Regions from separate parts of the Homo sapiens genome. Here region 2 is linked to region 1. A link is a loop called in an ENCODE intact Hi-C map of the cell type or tissue named here. Cell type or tissue: PC-3. All regions are shown on one strand. Each heading gives the region's core, and the rest is flanking DNA. Links, peaks and the distances in the headings are about the cores only. Region 1 overlaps ADAMTSL3 (ADAMTS like 3). Region 2 overlaps ADAMTSL3 (ADAMTS like 3).

What was found. A loop is a pair of places that touch in the nucleus more often than their neighbours do. Peaks named below come from ENCODE experiments on the same cell type or tissue, not always from the same donor. Only the 100,000 strongest peaks of a DNase experiment are listed, where the experiment ranks them.
Region 2: it touches region 1 in a loop (2.5-fold over the local background); 3 of 110 quality-filtered maps call a loop at or near these places.

Annotation. Positions count from the first base shown.
Region 1 is chr15:83,729,577-83,740,313 of GRCh38, forward strand. All of the region lies in intron 3 of ADAMTSL3 (ADAMTS like 3), which reads left to right. It also overlaps the pseudogene TUBAP4. Among named protein-coding and RNA genes, the nearest start is that of ADAMTSL3, 81 kb to the left of the region's middle. In PC-3, for the core only: a CTCF peak has its summit at 5,196 (motif pointing right); DNase peaks (open chromatin) are centred at 3,865 and 5,015; H3K4me3 peaks cover 1,907 bases; H3K27ac peaks cover 3,573 bases.
Region 2 is chr15:83,671,937-83,682,673 of GRCh38, forward strand. All of the region lies in intron 2 of ADAMTSL3 (ADAMTS like 3), which reads left to right. Among named protein-coding and RNA genes, the nearest start is that of ADAMTSL3, 23 kb to the left of the region's middle. In PC-3, for the core only: no CTCF peak of the experiment used is centred there; no DNase peak of the experiment used is centred there.

The DNA of each region.
Region 1 (10,737 bases), core at 1,692-9,691:
AGCTCCAGAACTTCTGCTTGATTATTTTAAAATATGTCAATCTCTTTGTTAGTTTTATCTGATAGAATTCTGAATTCCTTCTCTGTATTATTTTGGATTTCATTGAGCTTCTCAAAACAGCTATTTTGAATTCTCTGTTTGAAAGGTCACATATCTCTGTCACTCCAGAATTGGTCACTGGTGCCTTATATACTTTGTTTGGTAAGGTCCTGTTTTCCTGGATGGGCTTGATGCTTGTGGATGTTTGTCAGTATCTGGGCATTGAAGAGTTGGATATTTATTGTCGTCTTCTCAGTTTGGGCTTGTTTGTACCCATCCTTATTGGGAAGGCTTTCTAAGTATTTGATGGGACTTGGGTATTGTGATCTAAGTCTTTGGTCACTGCAGCCATACTTGCTTTAATGGGCACCCCAAGCCCAATAACCCTGTGGCTCTAGCAGACTTGTAGAAGTACTACCTTGGCAAAATCCACTGGGTATAAAAACCATACCTCTATGGATCTCAGTTTGAAAAAGACCACTCAGCGTGATGATTCAGGGACAGAAGTGTCAGAGAACAGGCAACGAAGTGGAGTTCTATGTGAGCTGAAGGGCCTATTTTTATCTTTAAGAGATGGATAACATCTAAAAACTGAAATTAAAAACCTGATGCTTAAGAAGAAACATGGAACATTATAGAAGGCACTGGATCACTCAAGAATATTGATTGCCCAGAGAAGGTGCTAGTGGATGAGGCCAGGGGCACTGACTTCCTACGGCACACCAAACCAATGGATTTTACAGGTGGAGGAACTACAGGAATAAACTCTGCAAGTCTGAATCTGAAACAAAATTCCAAACCTGGGATGGTGAACCAGTAAGGGCTAAAGCTAGAGGATCCTCCTCGGAGTGGTGCTCAGGTTGCTCTCCATGGAAAGAGGTAAAAAACGGAGGTCAGATGCTGGAATGGAGAATAGTGTAAAAGAAGCCAAGCACAGTTTCATACCAAAGCAAAACCAGCCTCAAGAACCCAAAAAGTATAATGGTTAGGAGCATTTAGAATCATAATTTTTTTTTTTGCTTTTCAGTTGTGTGAATTTCTTATATATTTTGGATATTAATCCTTTCTCAGATATATGGTTTGCAAATATTTTGTCCTAATATGTAGGTTTCCTTTTCATTCTGTTGATTGTTTTCTTTGCCATGCAGAAGCTTTTTAGTTTAATGCAGTCTCACTTATTTTCACTTTTGTTGCCTGAGGTTTTGGTGTCATATTTGAAAAATTCTTGCCAAGGCTAATATCAAAAAGCTTTCCCATCTGTTTTCTTCTAAGAGTTTTATGGTGGTTTTAGGTCTTACATTTAAGTCTTCAAGGCATTTTGAGTTGATTTTTGGGTATGGTGTAAGATAAGGGTTCAATTTCATTCTTTCAAATATGGCTTTTCAGTTTTCCAAACACTATTTATTGAAGAGACTATCCTTTTCCCATTGTATATTCTTGGCCCCTTGTTGAAAATTAGTTGACCATATATGTGTGGGTTTATTTATGGACTCACTCTTTGGTTTCATTGGTTTATGTGTTTGTTTTTATGCCGGTACCATACTGTTTTGATTACTGTATGTTTGTAATACAATTTGAAATCGGGAAGTATAGTAGGAAGTGTGATGCTTCCAACTAACTGGATTAAAAAATGGGCAAATGGCATTTCTCAAAAGAAGACATACAAGTGGCCAACAGGTATATAAAAAGGTGCTCAGAATCACTAATCATCAGGAAAATGCAAATAAAAACCACAATGACAAAACATCTCATATCTATTAGGATGTCTGTTATCAAATAGACAAGAGATAATAAGTGTTGGTGAGAGTGTGAAGAAAAGGAACTCTTATATGCTGTTGGTGGGAATGTAAATTAGTGCAGCTATTTTAGAAAACAGTATGGAGGTTCTTCAAAAGTTTAAAAATAGAATTACCATATAATCTAGCACTCATGATTCTAGGTATGTATCCAAAGGAAATAAAATCATTGTCTTGAAGAGATATCTGCACTCCCGTGTTCATTGCAGTGTTATACTCAATAGCCAAGATATGGCAATAACTTAAGTGTCCATTGATAGATGAATGGATAAAGAAAATGTGATGTACATACATATATATAACTATATTATTCTTTATGAATTATTATGAATATTATTGAGCCTTAAAAAAGAAGGAAATCTTGCCTTTTGCAACAACATGAATGGACCTGGAGAACATTATGCTAAGTGGAATAAGCCAGACACAGAAATAAAAATACTGCATGATCTCACTTATACGTGAAATCTAAAGATTATATAGCAACAGAGAGTAGAACTATGGTTACCAGGGCCTGGAATGGAGAGGAGATGTTGGTTAAAGGGTACAAGTTGCAGTTATGTAGGATAAGTGACTATAGTTAATAATGCTGTATTATATACTGGAAATTTGCTATGAGAGTAAATTTCACCACACATACACAAAAGTAACCATGTGAGGAGATGGATATGTTAATTTGCTTGACTATAGTAATCATTTCACTATGTATATGTATATCAAAACATGTTGTACCTCTTACATATGTACAGCTTTTACTAAAAGAGAATCACAACAAACCCATTGCTTTGATAGTAATTGGTGTTCCCAAAAATGATTCTGAGTACTCAGAAGGGGTTAAATTATTTTCTAGGTACCTTATTTCCAGACTGTAATGTGTGTTTTCCATTTAAAAAGTTAAGCTAAAAATAATACACTAAAGGGCATCCTTTATTACCTAGAAAATAACTAAGTGTCCTAATTCTGTCAGATAAGTGAGTCAACACTGTATATTTATCTGCCTAACAGATGCTTCCTTTGTCAGTTCAAAACATACACGAGTAAAAGTGGGATTTAAAGGAACAGCTTGGAATGAATGGTATTCCTTAAAATTTTGATTTTCCCAGAAAATTCAATTCTGGTCAAATAATGATGGGCAATAATATATACCAGGGCTATTGCTTTGACATTTATTAATGAATTTGGATTACAAGAAATACTCTAGAAATCTATTAGAAACTATATAAACAATATTCAGCTCCGTCTTAACTAGTTGATTACATTCCATAAAACCATTATTTTTATTCTGTTAACATTTCATGGAAATGGAATTTATTGAATTTGCCTCATTTGTGCTAGATTATCTTTCTACCTCATACACAGAGTTGAATTTTCATCAGAAAGTCACACATACCTGTTTATCTTTTTTTTGTGTTAAAGGGGTATGTTTCTTTAGAAACCACCAGCTTAGGATATGGTGTCATTCCGAATGTGATTCCTGTCAGACTACAGTGAGCACAGGTAATGGATATTGTCATAAATGACATTTGGTTCATTAGAATCTGTCAAAATGGGCTGGGTAAATTATGGCTGTTGGAAAGAGCACAATACTGCATTGTATTGGGGAAACACACTTGTAAGGAATTCCTGAGCTGGTATTTATTACAACCTGCCACATCATTTCCATTTTCTGCGTTTCATTAAATTTACCGTCTGGGTGTAATCACAAGAGTGAAATGGAAAATGTAATGTAAAATATCTCCTTAAACCCTCCGAAACAAAAATGAACTGAATCATCCATTCAATCAAGACAAGTTGAACACCTACTATACACCAACCCTCTGCAATAAAGTGAGGAACAAGACAGTTTCTGTTTTCAACTAGGCCAGAGCCCAGCAGGGGAAATGAATGGACAAAACTAATCCTAATGTGATACTATCGTAGAGGTGTTGACAGAGACTATAGAAGTGGAGAGGAAGGTTCTCTTCCTGGGGGTGAGAGACTTAGTCATGGGTGTCTACAAATTAGGTACTGACCCTGTTGGGTAGAGACTGTGAGTCACAGCTTCTCAATGTGATTGGAATTCTGGGGCTGGTGCTAGGTTCATTGTCCTTTGGCATTTTTGTGGGCTGTGTGCATTACATGGGTGGAATTTAATGTCATTTTAACTCACCAGAGAAAGTTTGTGGGTCTAGAGGTTTGGAAAACAACTCGCTCTGTAATATGCTGCATTTTAGTGCAAATCTTTCAAATGATCGCACCGTACTTGCTAATCTTTGAAGGAAGCTCTCTCATTGTCTGAAGAAAATGGTGCTGATTAAATTTACAGGGAAATGACTTTATTTAAAAATCTCCTCTAGTTTGTTGACAGCACTCATGTTTCATAAAATAGGGGACATGATCCTGAATTTCTTATGAATAAAAAATTATTAATTTTGACATCTACTTTGAATGACTTAGATAATTTATTTGGCGTAGTGCCCAGTAAAAGCATGGAAGTGACTTGGACATCAACCACAAAATGGCCCAGGGACCCCTTCCCACTGGATAGACATCTGGAGTGGCGTATAAGGAATAGACAATGCAGGCGGACATTTAATTAAAGATTGGTATTCAGACAGGAGGGAAGCGTGGTGAGTCTCTCAGCGTAAAAGGAATAGTGAGTCTCTGAGACAAAAGTAATTTTTTGTGTTTTATAATGATGCTTTGCAGCTTGAAACATTTTAGCTATAAAATATAGACTATGAACTCATAATGGCATTAAGTCCAGATAGTAATTTTTATGGTAACAATTTATGATGTATTTTTGTGGGTTTTTTAAAGGGGAAAAGTCTTTAGCATTTAACATTTTGCAATTTAAAAGATCCCTCTCTTGAGCCTTCAGAACCAGAGTGAACACAAAAATTGTAAGATTTTATTGAGTTACCTATTATGTGAATCTGGATTTGTAGACATTATTTTGATAGTTAATGACACTGGCAAGAATCATGATCTAAAACAAAACCATGTTAACTTTTTTGTTTTAAATTTTCATCCACGAGTTGTCACTGTGTTGCTATTGGCGTTACCAGGACACAGCTAGGAAAGCCAGGGTTGGAAGTGCAGGTTCCCTGTGTTTGCAGATGTTCATGTAGGAGTTCCTTGACCAAATAGCTGTAGCTATTCAGCATCCCAGCACTTGTGTGCCTGCTTTGTGATGAGCTGCCCTGCTGACTCACACCTGCCGGTTCAGGTATGGGTGTAGCCATTTCTGGGAGGGTTGATGCTCAGCAAATAGTCTTAAAGGCACAAAGGAATGAGAACATTTCTCTCCAAACCATAAACCATCGTGGAGCCTAAGGAGACTGAATTTCCTTTTTAGACCCCAGAGGACATTATGCCCAGATTGCCCCCAGGGGTCACTCTCAACTTGGGGATGATTTTTGCCGATGGTGGAAGCATATATTCTCTGGATTCTCCTCTGCTAGTGGGGAGGGCTAGTGGGGAGGGCTGGGGTTCTCATGTTTGATATGGCATCTTGAGATGGTCATCCAGCCTCTCTTTGAACACCGACAGAAAGTAGGGAACCCGAACCTCCAATACTAGTTTTCAGATATGATTATACTATTGTCTGAGCACCACCTGTAGTTATAATAGTTCATCTAATGGATAGTAAAACTCTATCAGGCAGCCTCACTATGCAAATCTTGTAGAATAAGAGTATTTTTTAAAATTAAATCAACTATTAAACAAAGCAGTCTATCAGAAGAAAGAAAATTTAACCAGAAATAAAATAAACCAGAAGTAGGTGACAAAGAGAAGAATAAAGGTATCTGATAAAGCCAGGAATAAGACTAAAATAAAAATACACACCATAGAGCTCTCCATACTTACTACAGGGGCACAGATTTGATCTGAGCTTTCTAGCAGCCAACTGGGAGAGAGAAACACAATCAGTTGCAGAAGTCACAGATTCATAAGATAATAAACTAACAGTGTTTCTCAGGAGTAACACAACTGTTCCTTATTTTAACAAGGAAAAAGTTACTGATTTCAGTAAGAAAGTAGCCTTAGCCCACAAAGATGAGGAACTTGACTTTGAAAGGAAATATTTCAATGTTGGGTCTCTTTAATCTTCTTTCCAGATTCATAGCCTGAATAATTATTTTCCAGAAGCTTCTCCCATGAAGAATTTCGTTTTAAGTATTTATAAGGTCATCTTGGGGGATCAGTGGGTGATTTTTAATACACTAAAGCATACAATTTTTTTGCTTGTGTTGGTAATCTCACTAACTTCAAGGTTTTTTTTTTTGTTTTGCTTTTTGTTTTTGCCACTGAGCAGTTTTTGTCAAGTCAGCTACCATCAGGATCAAACACTTAGTACAGTAAATTGGATTTGGATATCCATTAACTGCTGGTGACAAAAGAGGAAGCCCCACGTTTAACACACGTAAAATAAAATTTTAAGGAGTTTCTGGCTAGAAAGAGGCTACCAATAAAGTCTGAAAATGCCCCAGTCTCTGCTACTTGAATCTAATTACATGACAGAAGAGATTTGGGAAAGATAAGCCTGCAGTGAAAACAAGGGAGAAATAATCCTGTTTGCTCTGCAGTAACCATTCTAAGGACAGGAGAAAAAAAAAGAAGTTGACTAAACTTATTATACTCAATATTGCCAAGATACCAATTAGCAACATAAGTACAAATTTTCCTCAGATTCATCCAACATACCACCCTGTGTAATAAGCTAGTGTTCATAAACAGGGGAAAGTGGTTCTTCTATTCCTCAGCAGTCCTGGTGGGATTACACTGGATTTTTCTGTTAATTCTGGCCTTTGGCCCCTTTCCAATATTAACTGTGCCATGGAGTATAGAATATTCAATGATTAAATAATTATAATTTAAAAATTAGACCATGTCAAAGAAAATAAAATATTAGGCATTTTTAAGAATTTAAGACAAGACACGGACTTTGGATCAAGATGACAGCTAATAATTCTGCATCTACTTCATCGCATATGGCAAATCTCATGAAATGACCTCAAAGTTGTATAAAGAACAATATCTCTGTGATAGCCCTGGAAAAGAAGACAAAGTTGTACCAACAAACTAAAAAATCTGGGAAATTCTTAATGGTTAAAAAGTGGGCAGTTTATATACATGGATAAATAGGATTATAGGAAACTAGCCCAAAATACATTCAGGAGGAATTCTGTGGTGGAAGCCATTCTGAGAAGTCCCAAGGACTGAATCAGCAATTAAAAAGGAGGTGAGAGGAGAGAAATTGGCATGTGGCCCTGTTGGAGCTGAGCAGTGCATGACAATTGTATTCTTTCCTAGGTAGGTAGCGGGTAAGTGGAAAACAAGGGCCAGAGAATAATTCATGCTCCAGGTAGCCAGAGACCTCTAGGAGAGATGGGAAGCCCCCAATCTAGAAGATACATTACCAACATATTCTTCCAGACCATAGTCCTCCCACTTCTCCACGACCACTACAGGCTATAGTAAACAGTTTTGTCAAACAAACGGATACTTAAGTACAAAGAGAAGAAGACAACCAAGACACAATACCCACCCTGGAAGAGGAGGACCAAACACAACAGAAGAGTTAACACCCAGAGAAACAGAGCTACCAAAGGAAACAGAAGAATATTTTAAAGTATAGCTAATTACTATCCTTATGTAATGTTAAGGAAACTATTACATTATGGAAAAGAAACAATTAGATATTTTGTACACTAAAAATTTGATCATGAAATCATAGATTGGCTGATAAGCAGCATGGAAATAGGTATAGGTCATGTTAGTGAATTGGAAAATTCAGCACAGTGTAAAAAGGCTTAGAAATGGGAAGTGTGGGGGAAAATAGAGAAAATTCTAAGATATATCTAGGAGTAGAAAGATGAGACAAGGGAATGGAAGGAAGACTATAATTGATATGGTTAGGTTTTGTGTCTCCTCCCAAATCTCATCTTGAATTGTAATCCCCAGCTGTCGAAGGAGGAATCTGGTGGGAGGTGATTGGATCGGGGGCAGTTTCCCCCATGCTGGTCTCATGACAGTGAGTTCTCACGAGATCTGATGGTTTTATAAGTGTTTGGCAAGTTCCTCCTTTGTTCACTCTTCTCTCTTGCCTGCCACCACGTATGACATGCCTGCTTCTCCTTCTGCCATGCTTATAAGTTTCCTGAGACCTCCTCAGCCATGCAGAACTATGAGTCAATTAAAACTCTTTTCTTTATAAGTTGCCCAGTCTCGGGCAGTTCTTTATAGCAGTGTGAGAATGGACTAATACAATAACCAAACAATTGAAGAAAACCTCGCAGACCTGGAGAAATACACAAATCTTCAGATGAAAAGAGTCCAGAGAGTATCAATTGGGATGAAAACACAAACATATACATACCCCGATACATCGTGTTAAAATTTAAGAATGTTAAGAATTAGGAGAAATATCCAGAAAACACTCATATTACAAAAAGCAAATTATCCTCTTTTGTTTATGACAATAGAATTGGTGTCAGACTTTCTGCTAGTAATACTTTGTATTAGAAGACAGAGACACTATTAAGCCCTGAGAAAAACGAATTTTAATTTATAATACTGAACTCACCTACACTGGCTGTGTTTCAACTATGAGAGTAAAATAAAAATATCTGTTCAAGTACTACAAGATGATTACCCAAGACTGTCTCCGAAATAATTAATCCAGAGTATACCTAGCAAAGCAATAATAACAACAAAAACAAGAATCTAACAAGAGGAAAACATGAGGTGCAAGAAAGATGGATGAACAAAGAAACTGGTAAAGCTTGGAGTTAAGTTCAATTTTAAATTTAGAAAAAAATGGACCAGGTAGTATGTCAGATAGTTCAAAATTCAGAATGTATAAAGGAGTATTTATAAATCTTTCTCACCCACTTTCCCCAATCAGTAGGTTTCTCCTCAGAGGAAGCCAATGTTATTAATTCTTGGGTCTCCTTTTAGAGATATTTTATGTGTATATAAGCAATTTAGCATCTATATGTATGTATGTCACTTACACTTTTTAAATTAGATGGCAGTATACCATATTTTGAACCTTCTAAAATTCTGTGAAGATTTGTCAAGGCTCTGTTTCTTTTGTTTGTTTGTGGCAAGGATATAGATACTTATTACCCTAGACACAGAGAAGAAATTTGTTTAATTTATTTAATTATAAAGTTGTTAAATTTTATTAAATATGTATGTTAGAAGAATGAAATAAGAGGCCAGGCATGGTGGCTCATACCTTTAATCCCAGCACTTTGGGAGGCTGAGGTGGGTGGATCACTTGAGGTCAGGTGTTTGAGACCAGCCTGGCCAACATGGTGAAACCCTATCTCTATTAAAAATACAAAAAAATTAGCCAGGCATGGTGGCAGGCACTTGTAATCCCAGCTACTTGGGAGGCCGAGGCAAGAGAATCTCTTGAACCCAGGAGGTGGAGGTTGCATTGAGCCGAGATTCTGCCACTGCATTCCAGCCTGGGTGATGGAGCAAGACTCCATATCAAAAACCAAAAAAAATGAAGAATGAAATTAGTTATTATTTCCAGTCCACAAGAAAAAAAATAAAATAAAATAAAATAAAGAAAATATGATCATTTCAACAAAATGCAGGATTAAAAAAACAAGAAACCAGACAAAAAATGTGGTCAAAGGAAAACAAAATAAAATAGCAGAAAAATCTAAATACCCCAAATTACAGTAAATGTATATGAGTTAAATGTCTTCATAAACATGTAGACTCTGAGATATGTTTAAAAACAATAGCTAAATGCTTTTTATAAGGGGATACATAAAATCATGCAGAAGGATGGAAAATAAATGGATGGTAAAACATGGATCATGCAAGTGTAAACTAAAATAAAGATTATATAGCAATATTAGTATTAGAAAAATAGAATTTAGGGCCAAAGATATTAATCTGGATAAAAGATTCTTGCATTTCATACAGGTTGAGCACCCTGAAACTTTTTGTACATTGACATGATGCCACAATGGAAAATTCCATACCTGATGTCATGTGAACGGTCACAGTTAAAACACAGTCAAAACTTTGTTTTATTCACAAAATAATTTAAAATAGTGTAAAAAATTACATTCAGCCTATGTTTATAAGATATACATGAAACATAAATGAATTTCATGTTTAGAATTGGGTGCCATCCCCAAGATATCTTTTTACGTATATGAAACTATTTCAAAATCCAAAAAAAAATCTGAAATCCAAAATAGTTCTGGTCCCAAGCATTCTGGATAAGGGATACTCAACCTGTACTATTAAAAAATAGTCATGGATTGCGTCTCCCCTGCACTTCTTGGTAGTCTGTTAGTGGGAGATCCTTGTCACCAGCCCTTCACCTCCTCCAGTGCCAAGGAGCCCTAGAAGTCCCCATCATGCATGAGTACATCTCCATCCACATTTGCTGGGCTGGTGTCCAGATTGGCAATGCCTGCTGGGAGTTCTACTGCCTGGAACACAGCATCCTGCCTGACGACCAGATGCCAGTGACAAGACCAGTGGGAGAGAAGACGCATCCTTCAACACCTTCTTCAGTGAGATGGGTACTGGCAAGCATGTGACCAGGGCAGTGTTTGTAGACCTGGAACCCATGGCTGTTGACAGAGTTCACACTGACACCTATTGTCAGCTCTTGAACCCTGAGCATTGCATCACAGGTAAGGAATACCTATGCCAGTAACTGTGCCGGTGGCCACTTACACCATTGGCAAGGAGATCATTGACCTCGTCTTGGACTAAATTTGCAAGCTGGCTGACCAGTGCACAGGGCTTTAGGGTTTCTTGATTTTCCACAGATAATACATGCTCATTTTAGACACTCATGGAACACTTACAAATATTGATTGGGTATTAGTACACAAAAAACTCAGTAAATCTCAAAAAGCAGAAATCATATGGTTTATTT
Region 2 (10,737 bases), core at 1,793-9,792, 58 kb before region 1:
CTTTTTAGTTTTTACAATATTATCAATAAAGGATATTTAACGCCTTTGTGCAACAAGCATTTCTCTTTATTACTAAGTTGTACCATTAGTAGCCTGGGAGAGTGTCTTGCGACCTATACTCACTCGCATTTGATGTCACTAATAAAATGTTAACTCCATAGAATCCTGGGCATTTTAAACCCTGTCACCCTTAAATCCAAATAGAAGTGACCACCCTGGGAATCAGAGTAGAGAATTCTGAGGGTTGGTATAGCTCATTTAGGAGTACATTTTAAGCTATGTTATAAAATGGATACTCTGAGTCTATAGTTTGTGAAAAGAGTGACCCATATATGTTAGAATGCAAAAATAAGGTGTCAGTGAAGCAGGGGTGTAAATCATAAGCAAAGCTTGCTGGTGCTCCAGGGGGTCTGGAAGATAGGACTCAAAGTGTGTTTGGAAAGGAGAAAGCACTATTGACATCTTTTGCTAAGGTGAAGGCAGGGCCTGTGAAGAGGCTCTTCCTGCCTGGATGGGTATTCTCCGTGAAGCTGAGGGATGACTGCCCATTTGCTGGGTGTGCAGATTGTAGATCGTAGCAGAAAGAAGCCAGCCTGAATGTGAGGGACATGCCTGCCCTTCTGGAGGAAAGTTGCCCATTTGTTGGCAGTCATTTGTAATCATTATTCCTCCAGTTGAGAGAGAAGAGAAAAGAGGTGTGGGATGGGCAGATGAAACAAGTCCAACACCCTTTACTGTTCAACCCAAATTCCTTTCAAAGCAAACACTTCACACTTAGAATGCAGAGCCTCGTTTCCAAAGAACAGGGATAGGTGGGACATTTGCAACGTTGCTTCCTTGTGCCATGACTCTCCAAGGGAAACAGACCTTCCCAGAGCCCAGTCAGGCCTTTGCTGGGGGCCTGAGCAGTGGCCTTACTTCTTAGGACAGGCTTTGTGGGTTTGCATCTTGGAGGTAGACCGGTGGCTTTGAGCTGACCTTGGAGCTCTCCTTCCCGTCCCTGGGAGGTCCAGCATGTGGCAGGCATCATTGTTCACAGCTCCAGAGGTGGAGCACTTATGCTGCACCCTCTGTAAATCCTTTCTGGGATGCATTAGCAGCTTCCATTGTCAGAGCCAGGAAAGCATTTTGGTGCATGGAGCAAAGAAGGAATGCATGGAGTGGCAGGCGGCCATGATCTGGCAGGCGCTGTTCAGGCCCTGTTTGTGAGAGGGCTGTTCACCTAGGTGGTGCCTTCTATGCACCTGGCTGATGTCTGGTGGGTCTTTAGCAGTGCGCTTAGCAACCAGACACTTTAAAAGATAACAGAGCTTTTGGGGAGAGGGAGAGAAACCCAGCCTACACCATGGAATGAACTAGCCACTGTTTATTATAGTGTTAATTGATAAACGAATAGACAGGCACACATACATAATTGTACGACACAGAGCAAGATAGATAATGTACTGATTGCTATCCTCAGTTTTTCCCCAGTAGAGCATTGGTGAGTCCCTAGAGTGTGACAGGCCAAGGTGGTGTCTCAGTCTGTTGGCATCATTGCTGGGTTTTTTTTCTATGCTGTCTGCTGACCCTCTCTCATGCCCTTCCCAGGACACAGAGTGCATTGAGTAAGCCTTGGCTCCCAAGATGCTTCATTGGCCAGCCCTGGGGTAGTGTCCTAGATGTTAACAGTTTTTTTTCCACTCTAGGAATAACCAAGGGAAGTTTGTCCTTCAAAAGACACATGGCACGCAGGACATAGGCATCTTTTTTAAGCTGTCATGTGGAAGTACTCACTGACCTCAGAGCTCTGTTTTGTAACATAGGATTAGCACATAATTCTGAGGTGCAATTAATGAATCCATTGACTGACAATCCCTGATAAGGTCAAGAAAGAAAGCTATCTTAAGAGAAACTAATATGAGACTAGGGTTGGCACCAGAAGTGCAAGTGGAGTCCTCATCTGTATTCAGCATTTAGAATTCATGGCTTCTTCTCTGCTTTCTGTTTGTAAGGTTGTTGTATACTGCGGACTTTTAGCTTCTTTAATATGAAATGTGTGGTTTGTAAATATTTTCTCCCAGTATGTAGCTTGATTCTTTTACCCTCTTATAGGTTTTTATTTTTTATTTTTATGTTTTTTTTTTTTTGGAGAGGAAAAGTTATAAATTTTGGTGAAGTTCTATTTATCAAATTTTTTCACTTATAGATCATGGTTTTTGGTGTCATGGCTAAGAATGCTTTGCCTACCCTAAGTCCTGAAGATTTTCTCCTATGTTTTCTTCTAAATATTTTATAGTTTTATATTTTATATTTAAGTAAATGATCCATTTTGAATTAATTTGTTCATACAGTGTGAGGTTAAGGTCACATCTTACGTTATATGGTGTGAGGTTAAGGTCAAGACTCACTTTTGCCTATGATGTCCAATTGCACCATCGTCATTTCTTGAAAAGACATTCATCCTCCATTACATTACTTTTGCTCCTTTGTCAAAAATTAGTTGAGGGTATTTGTTTGGGTCTATTTTCAGATTCTTCATTTTGTTCCATTGATCTATGTATCTATTTGTCCTACTGTGTCACACTATCTTGATTACTGTAGCTTTACAGTAAGTCTTAGAGTGATTCCTCTTTATTATTCTTTATCAAAATTATTTTAACTCTTCTAGATTCTTTGCATTTCCATGTAAGTTTTGCTTGTCTATATATAAACATATATATACACACATATACATATACACATATATACATATATACACACATATATACATATATACACATATATATACATATATACACACATATATACATATATACACACATATATACATATATACACACATATATACATATATATATATATATATATATAAATCTTGCTGGAATTTTGATAGGAATTGTGTTAAACCTATAGGTCGCTTTTGGGGGAGGATAAACATTTTTACTGTGTTGAGTCTTCCCAATCCATGAATATGGTCTGTCTCTTCATTATGTAGCTGTTTCTTGACTTCTATCATAATGTTTTGTAAAATTCTGAACAATCCTTGTTGGATTTATAATTACATATTCTATATTTTTTTGGAGTGATGGTAAATGGTGGTGGGTTTTTCATTTCATTACCCATCTGTTGGTTGCTAATACACAGAAATACAATTGATTTTTGTGTATTGATCTTGTATCTTGCAACCTTTCTGAAATCATATACTGGTTCTAGGAAGGGTTCTTTTTTAGATTTCTTGGGATTCTCTACATAGACAAAGGGATATAAGACCTAAAATTAACAACCAATACTATGTGCTGCCTTGATATCTGGTGAAACTAGGAGGTCCTTGAATGGCTTAATGTTAAGTTTCTCTCCCTAATCCATTCCCATGGGTAAGGTCCATGGAAGAATTTTTTTTAAATCATGAATAGGTGTTTAATTATGTGAAATGCTCTTTTCCGCATCAGTTTATATGATCACATGATTTATCTTTTTTTCTTTTAATGCTGTTGATTTGATGTATTACATTGATTTTCAGGTATTGAACCAGCCTTGCATCCCTGAAATAAACTCCACTTGGTCATGGCCTATCATTCTTTTTATATATATTGCTGAATTCTATTTACTAATATTTTGTTGAGAATTTTTGCATCTAAATTCATGAGAGATATTCACGTGCTGTTTTCTTTTTTTTTTTTTTTGTCCTGTCATTGTCTGGTTTTAGTACTATCTTCATAAAATGAGTTGGAGAGTGTTCTCTCTTCTGTTTCCTGAAGAGATTGGTGTTCTTTACATGTTTGGTATAATTCTCCAGTGAAACTTGGATATTTCATTTTTGACAGATTTTAAACTGTGAACTCAATTTCCTTAACAGTTATATAGTATTATTCAGGTTATCTATTTTATATTGAGTGAATTTTGGTATTTTTTGTTTTTCAAGGAATGGGTCTATTTCAAATTGTTGAATTTTTCTGTGTAGAATTGTTTGTTGCATTTCCTTGTTATCCTTTTAATGGTTGCAGGATCTGTAGTGATACCCATTTCATTCCTGATATTTGAAGTTTGCATTTTTTCTCTTTTATTCTTTGTAATATTGCTTACTTTTTTCTTTGTCAGCTTATTGTTTTGTTGATCTTTAAAAAGAATTAGGTTTTTGTTTTATACATTTCCTCTGTTGTTTTTCTGTTTTCTATTTCAGTGAATTTTGCTCTTTATTATTTTCTTCCTTCTGGTCACTTTTTTTCTCCCTCTGTTTTCCATTTTCTTGGGGGTAGGATTAGATTATTGATTTGAGATCTTTTCTTTTTTTTCTAATGCAAGCATTTAGTGCTATAAATTTCTCTCTCTGTAACTGAGTTTGCCATACCACAAAATTTGATATGTTTTACTTTCATTTTCATTCTTATTAAACAATATTTTTAAGCTTTCCTTTGTGCTATGTTCTCAATGTTTGTGTCCATCCACCTCCAAATTCATATGTTAAAATCTTACCCTTTGGCCAGGCGTGGTGGCTGACACCTGTAATCCTAGCACTTTGGGAGGCTGAGGTGGGCGGATCATGAGGTCAGGAGATCGAGACCATCCTGGCTAACATGGTGAAACCCCGTCTCTGCTAAAAATACAAAAAATTAGCCGGGCTTGGTGGTGGGCGCCTGTAGTCCCAGCTACTCAGGAGGCTGAGGCAGGAGAATGGCGTGAACCCGGGAAGGGGAGCTTGCAGTGAGCGGAGATTGCACCGCTGCACTCCAGCCTGGGCGACAGAGTAACACTCCATCTCAACAACAACAACAATAACAAAATCCTACCCTCCAAGGTTATGGTATTAGGAAGTGGGAGGTGATCAACTCATGAGGGCAAGCCCTCCTGAATGAGATCAATGCCCTTATAAAATAGGCCAAAAGGCGCTTGTTTGCCCCTTCTTCCACGTGAAAACACAGTGAGAAGACACATCTATGAACCAGAGAGTAGGCCCTCACCAGATACTGGACTTGCTGGAACCATGATCTTGGACCTCCCACTCTCCAGAACTGTGAGAAATACATTTCTGTTTTTTATAAACTACCCAGTTTGTGATATTTTGTTAAAGCATCCCAAATGGACTAAGACATTTTGAGAATTTCTCTTTGACTCATGGATTATTTAGAAACATGTTATTTACTTTCCCAGTGTTTGGAAATTTTCCTGTTACCTTTCTGTTACTGATTTCTAGTTTTATTCCATTGTGGTCAAATAATAGACTCTGTCTGATTTTAATCCTTTTAAATTCACTGAAGTTTGTTTTGTGTCCAATAATATGGTCTGTTTTGGTGAATGTTCCATGGGCACTCTTGAAAAAAATGTGTATTCTGCTGTTGTTGGGTGGAGTGTTCTTTAGATGTCAATTAGATTTTGTTGGTTGATGGCGTTGTTTAGTTCTTCTATAATCTTGCTGATTTTCTATCTAGTTATTCAAAATTGCTGAGAGAGAGATGATGAAATCCTCAAGTATAGTTTCATTGAGTATAATTTTTCTTTCAGTTTTATCAGTTTTTGCTTCAAATATTTTGAAACTTTGTTGTTTGGTGCATACACATTTAGAATTCCTATGTCTTCTTGGTGGTAGAACTTTGCTCTATGTCTCCGATATTTTTCTTTACTCTGAGGTTTACTTTATCTAATATGAATGTAGCCACTTCTTTTAAAAATTACTATGAAATATATTATTAGCATAGTATATGTGTTTTCATCGTTTACTTTGAACCTGCCTACATTATCATATTTGAGGTGAGTTTCTTATAGAGAGCATATGGTTGAGTCATGTTTTTAAAAAATTCATTCTGCCCATCTCTATCTGGTATATCAGTGTATTTGCTGTAATTTGACTATTTACATGAAAAGTAATTATACTAAATAATACTTCAGTTTTCCAGTTTTAAACTTATTTTGTCTTTAGTCTCACTTTTTTTTGTTCTGCTGTTTCCCTTTTCTTGCCTTCCTGTGGGTTACTTGAATTTTTTTTTTAAGATTGGATGTTGATTTTTCTATGGGAGTTTTCATTTTCTCTCTCTCTCTCTCTGTCTCTCTCTATTTCTCTCCCTGCCTCTCCCCTTCCTGCTTTATCTTATTAAAGTCTACTGATACCAACTTTACCACCTCACTTAGTGTAGAAACCTTACCTCTATTTAGGTCCCCTTATTCTTTACCCTTTTGAATATAGCTGTCTTAATATGTCCTCAATATAGTTTGAGCACCACATCAGATGACATAATTTTTGTTTCAACTGTCAAATACGTTTAACAAACTCATAAGGAGAAGGATATTCTATTATCTTCACCCCTATTTTTGCCCATTAATTGTTGTTTCTTCCTTCCAAGAGTTTTGAAGCCATCTTCTGTTATTTTATCCTTTCTTTTTGGAACACTTCTTTTATCTCTTCTTTAATGGTAGGCCTTCTGGTGACAAATTCTTAGTTTTGCTTCATTTGAGAATGTCTTGATTCCAGAAGGATATTTTTGCTGGATATAGAATTATAGGCTAAGAGTTCCCCTCTCTTTTTTAGCACTTGAAACACGTTGTGCTACTGCCTTCTGTCTCTGTGGTTTCAGATGAGAAATTTAATGTTATTCAAATTGTTTTTTTCCTGTAGGTAATGCATTGTTTCTCTCTAGCTGATTTTTAGATTTTTGTTTGTCCTTAGATTTGAAATGTTTAATAGTGATATATCTTCTTGTAGTTCTTTGGGTTTATGCTGTTTAGAATTCAGATTATTGAATCTTTAGTTTTAGTCTTTTCCCCCAAATTGGGAAAATTTTAGCCATTATTTCTTCAAGTGTTATTTTAGGCAATATATATATTGCCTAATATATATATTATATATATATTGTGTATATATATAACATTAATATATATGTATATATAATATATATTTATATAATATAAAATATAAATATATATAAATATATATATAAAATATAAATATATTATGACCATATTATTGGATACAAAACAAACTTCAGTGAATTTAAAAGGAAATATATATTTTATATATATATATTTCTTCTCCTTTTTGTTCTGTGATAGTGAAAGTATCATATCCTTTGTTATTCTCCCATAGGCCTCAGATGTTCTGTTTATTTTATTTTCAGTATATTTTCTTTCTGTTGTTCATATTAAGTAATTTCTCTTGATTTTTGTTGAAGTATACTGATCTGTCATCTCAGTGTGCTAAAAACCTCTATCCAGTGAGGTTTTAAAAATTTTTTAAATTTAAGATATTGCGTTTTCAGTTCTGTAATTTCTATTTGGGTTTTAAAACATATCTTCTATTTCTTTTATGAGATTTTCTATTTTTTGTTTGTTTCAAGAGTGCTCATAATTGCTCATAGAAACATTTTTAAGATGGCTGCTTTAACATCATTGGCAGATAATTTGAACATCTGAGTTCATTTCAGTGTAGGTATCTGTTGATTGTCTTTTCCCATTTAAGTTATTTTCCTAATTCGTAGTATAAAAAGTGATTTTTAAATTATATCCTAAACATTTTGAGTATTATGAGACTCTGGATCTTATTTGATTCAATTTAAATCTATCTTCTATTTCAGCAGACAGTGATCATGTTTAGATCTAGTGTGTAGGTCCCTGCCTCCTTTCGTAGGCCATAATTATAAGAGTTTAATTTTTAGTGCCCTGCAATGCTACTCTGATCTGCTTCATTCACATGCAGTGGTATTCCACACAGTAGTTCAGTTCTCAAACCTTTTGTATTGTTAATTCTGGTCAGTTTCATGTGTGAGTTGGTTAGGGGTCTGCCTAGAGCTTTATGTGAAGTTTTAAGGATTTCCTTTCTCCAGCTCCCTTCTCTCCAAGTTGTGCCTCCCCAGCCCCCACTCTATTTGTGAGGGAGAGGAGCACCGCCTGCCACCACTGGGTAAGGGTGGAAGTCCAGGCTTCTCACTTCATCTCAGCAGATATTGTCCAGCAGTGGTTAAGGGGAGTGTTACTCTGTGTTACCCATTATTACCAGGATTAAGGTGGGAGTCCAAAATCCTGACTTGGTCTTTGCTGACACCATGCCACCATTGGTGGGAGGGTAGCATGTCCCAGAGTGTCCACTACCATTTATTAGGGTGTAGAAATTCAGACTTTTCACTCTTTGCAGGGCAGGAGTTGGGGAAGGCATCCATGGTGTTTGGCTGATGTAAGGGGGTTATTGTCAAAAAGATGTTTGTTGTGCTGGGCTGTCTCCTAGTCCTTTGACTGGAGAGAGCAGGCTTTTATTTCCTTTTTGTCTCTGCTTGTTGGCATTTATGAGTTGCATTGTTCTCTAGCACACAGTCCAGAACATATGGAATGTGAAAGGAAAACCCAGTGAACCCACCACTATATTGTTCCTTAAGTTCTGAGGTTCCTAGCCAGTCTTTTCTCTTCTTTTTACTTTTCAGAGGCTCTTCTTATGATGGTTTGTGTGATTATGTCCAGGGTGTTTAGTTGTATTTGGGTGATGGGCAAGGGGGACATGAGTATACACCATTTTGTCCATAATCCAAGATTCCTTTTTGTAATCTTTGATAATTTCGATACTTTTACTAAGATATGACTAGGTCCTAATTTTTGATTGGCACACCTTAGTTGTTGTTTTTTTTTTTTTTGACTTAGGAATGTTTTCTTCTAGTATGTCTTTAAATATTTTTTCTTCTCTTTTAGTTTTTCTGTTCCCTTCTTTAAGAACATCAATTTTCCATATGTAGATATTGTACTGTTTAATCATCTTTTATAATTTTTGTGTTTTCCTTTTTATCCCTAATTCTCACACTGATCTGCTACTTAACTGACTTAATTTTCTGTAATGTAATTTCTGCTCTGTACCTTTTCTGGTGCTTTAAGACATTATTTCCTTTCATTATTTTTTTATACTAGCTCTTTTTTAAATTTCAAATTATTGTCTTAATAAGATATTGTTCATGGTATTATTCATGTCTTATTTTTCAAAGGTCATGTTTTCTTTAATTTCCTTAAGAGTTCAAAGCAAATGTTATCCAAAATTTAGTTTATTTTCTAGAATAAAAATTTAAAACATTTTCTCTTACAGATTACATTATTATTATTTTAATGCTACAGATTCTCGTAGTTTTCAAGTTGGTTTTATTCCTGTTTACATATTCTTCAATAAGCATTTGCAATAGCCCTATCACTATTTGCAGTATTCCCCAAACTTGGGAGGCACACTTTTCCTTGGATCTGATACCAGCTAGAATAGGCTATATCATGCTTCAGTAACAAATAATCAAAATATTTTAGTGACATAATACAGAAAGGATTTTTTCTTGTTCATTTACATATCTATCACATTTCTCCTCAGTGCTGTTGCCATCTGAAACATTGCAGATTTCCATGTCAGAGGAAAATAGAAAATGTGGCAAATTGGGTGCTTGATCTTAAAGACTTCTGAATAGAGGTGACACGTCATTTATATTTTGTTAGTTAAAATAAGTCATGTGGACATACTTAACTTCAAAGGGATGGGGTCGTGCACTTCTATCATGGACCCAGGAGGAGAACTGAAAATATTTAGTGAGAAGCACTAATGGCTACCATAGATCCACCGTTGTTTGCTTTTGTGCCCTAGAAATTCATCTTTAAGGTGATCAAGAATGGATTCGGGATTAATGTTAGGCAAATATTTGCCAGCCTAGACATATCAATAGTTCTGGTTGACATTTCTCTGATTGGTTAGTGCCTGTGGATTAAATAGTTTGAATAGCACTCTAAAAGGGCTGGCTGTGGAAGCTGGGGTCATGGACAGCCCTAACTACAGACTCACATTGGATGTGGTCGACTTGCTTTCCCAATTTCCCTAACTGCTGTCGGTGCATGGTAAGAGAAAGAGAGAGACCTCAAGTGAAGGTGTTCCCGTCTCCCCTGTGCCCTGTCATGGTCTTCAGCTGCTAACCCTCCATATCAAGGATACTTCTAGAATTTTATTTATTTACTCCCCATAACATTGCTCCTCTTTTCCTAAGAATGGACATTTAAAAATCTGTCCTTAGTGACTTCTTTTTTTATTTGATCCTACCTGTACTTGATCTAGCAAAAACACCTTAAAATTTGTGTTGTATAGTTGGCATTGTTTCCAATTTCAGAACTATTTTTGATATTCTCTTGTTCTGTTTTTCTTCAGTTGTTTTGGACAATTTCTGGCTAGAGACGCTTGGGTATCTTAGTTACCTGAATGCTGGCATCTTGACTCTGTGACCCTGGGAGAGGGCTCTTGGCTGTATGTAGCAGGCTTCTCTGTATTCTCTCTGGCATAATTTATGGTTGGCCAGTTGATTTAGAGACTCAGGGATGGGATAAAGAGAGCATCAGAGATCATGGAGCCTGAGACAGACCTGCCCAAGGTTCACAGGACAAGTGAGGGTCAGAACTAATAGCAGATCTACACCTATAGCTCACCAGATGTCTTGTTCTGGAAAACCTGTGGTATCCAGACCAGAAGGTAGCAGGTAGGGGACTCTACTTGTCACACTACCTTAGATGCATTTACCTTTGCTCTTTCTCTGTCGTATGTCACTCTTTCACCATCCCATTCTTCTATTCCATGTCTTTTTATCCTTTTTCTCTGAGATATGTTAGGTCTTCCAGAAGAGCCTACCAATGTCACTCGTCCTTGCTGTTGGCACAAATGGCTGAGTAGATTGATGACTAGTATATTGGAAGAGGAACTAAGTTGGTGTCTCATGGGAGAACATTGGTGTTAAAGGGTAAGGAGATTCAGTGTTTGTTTATTGTACAAGG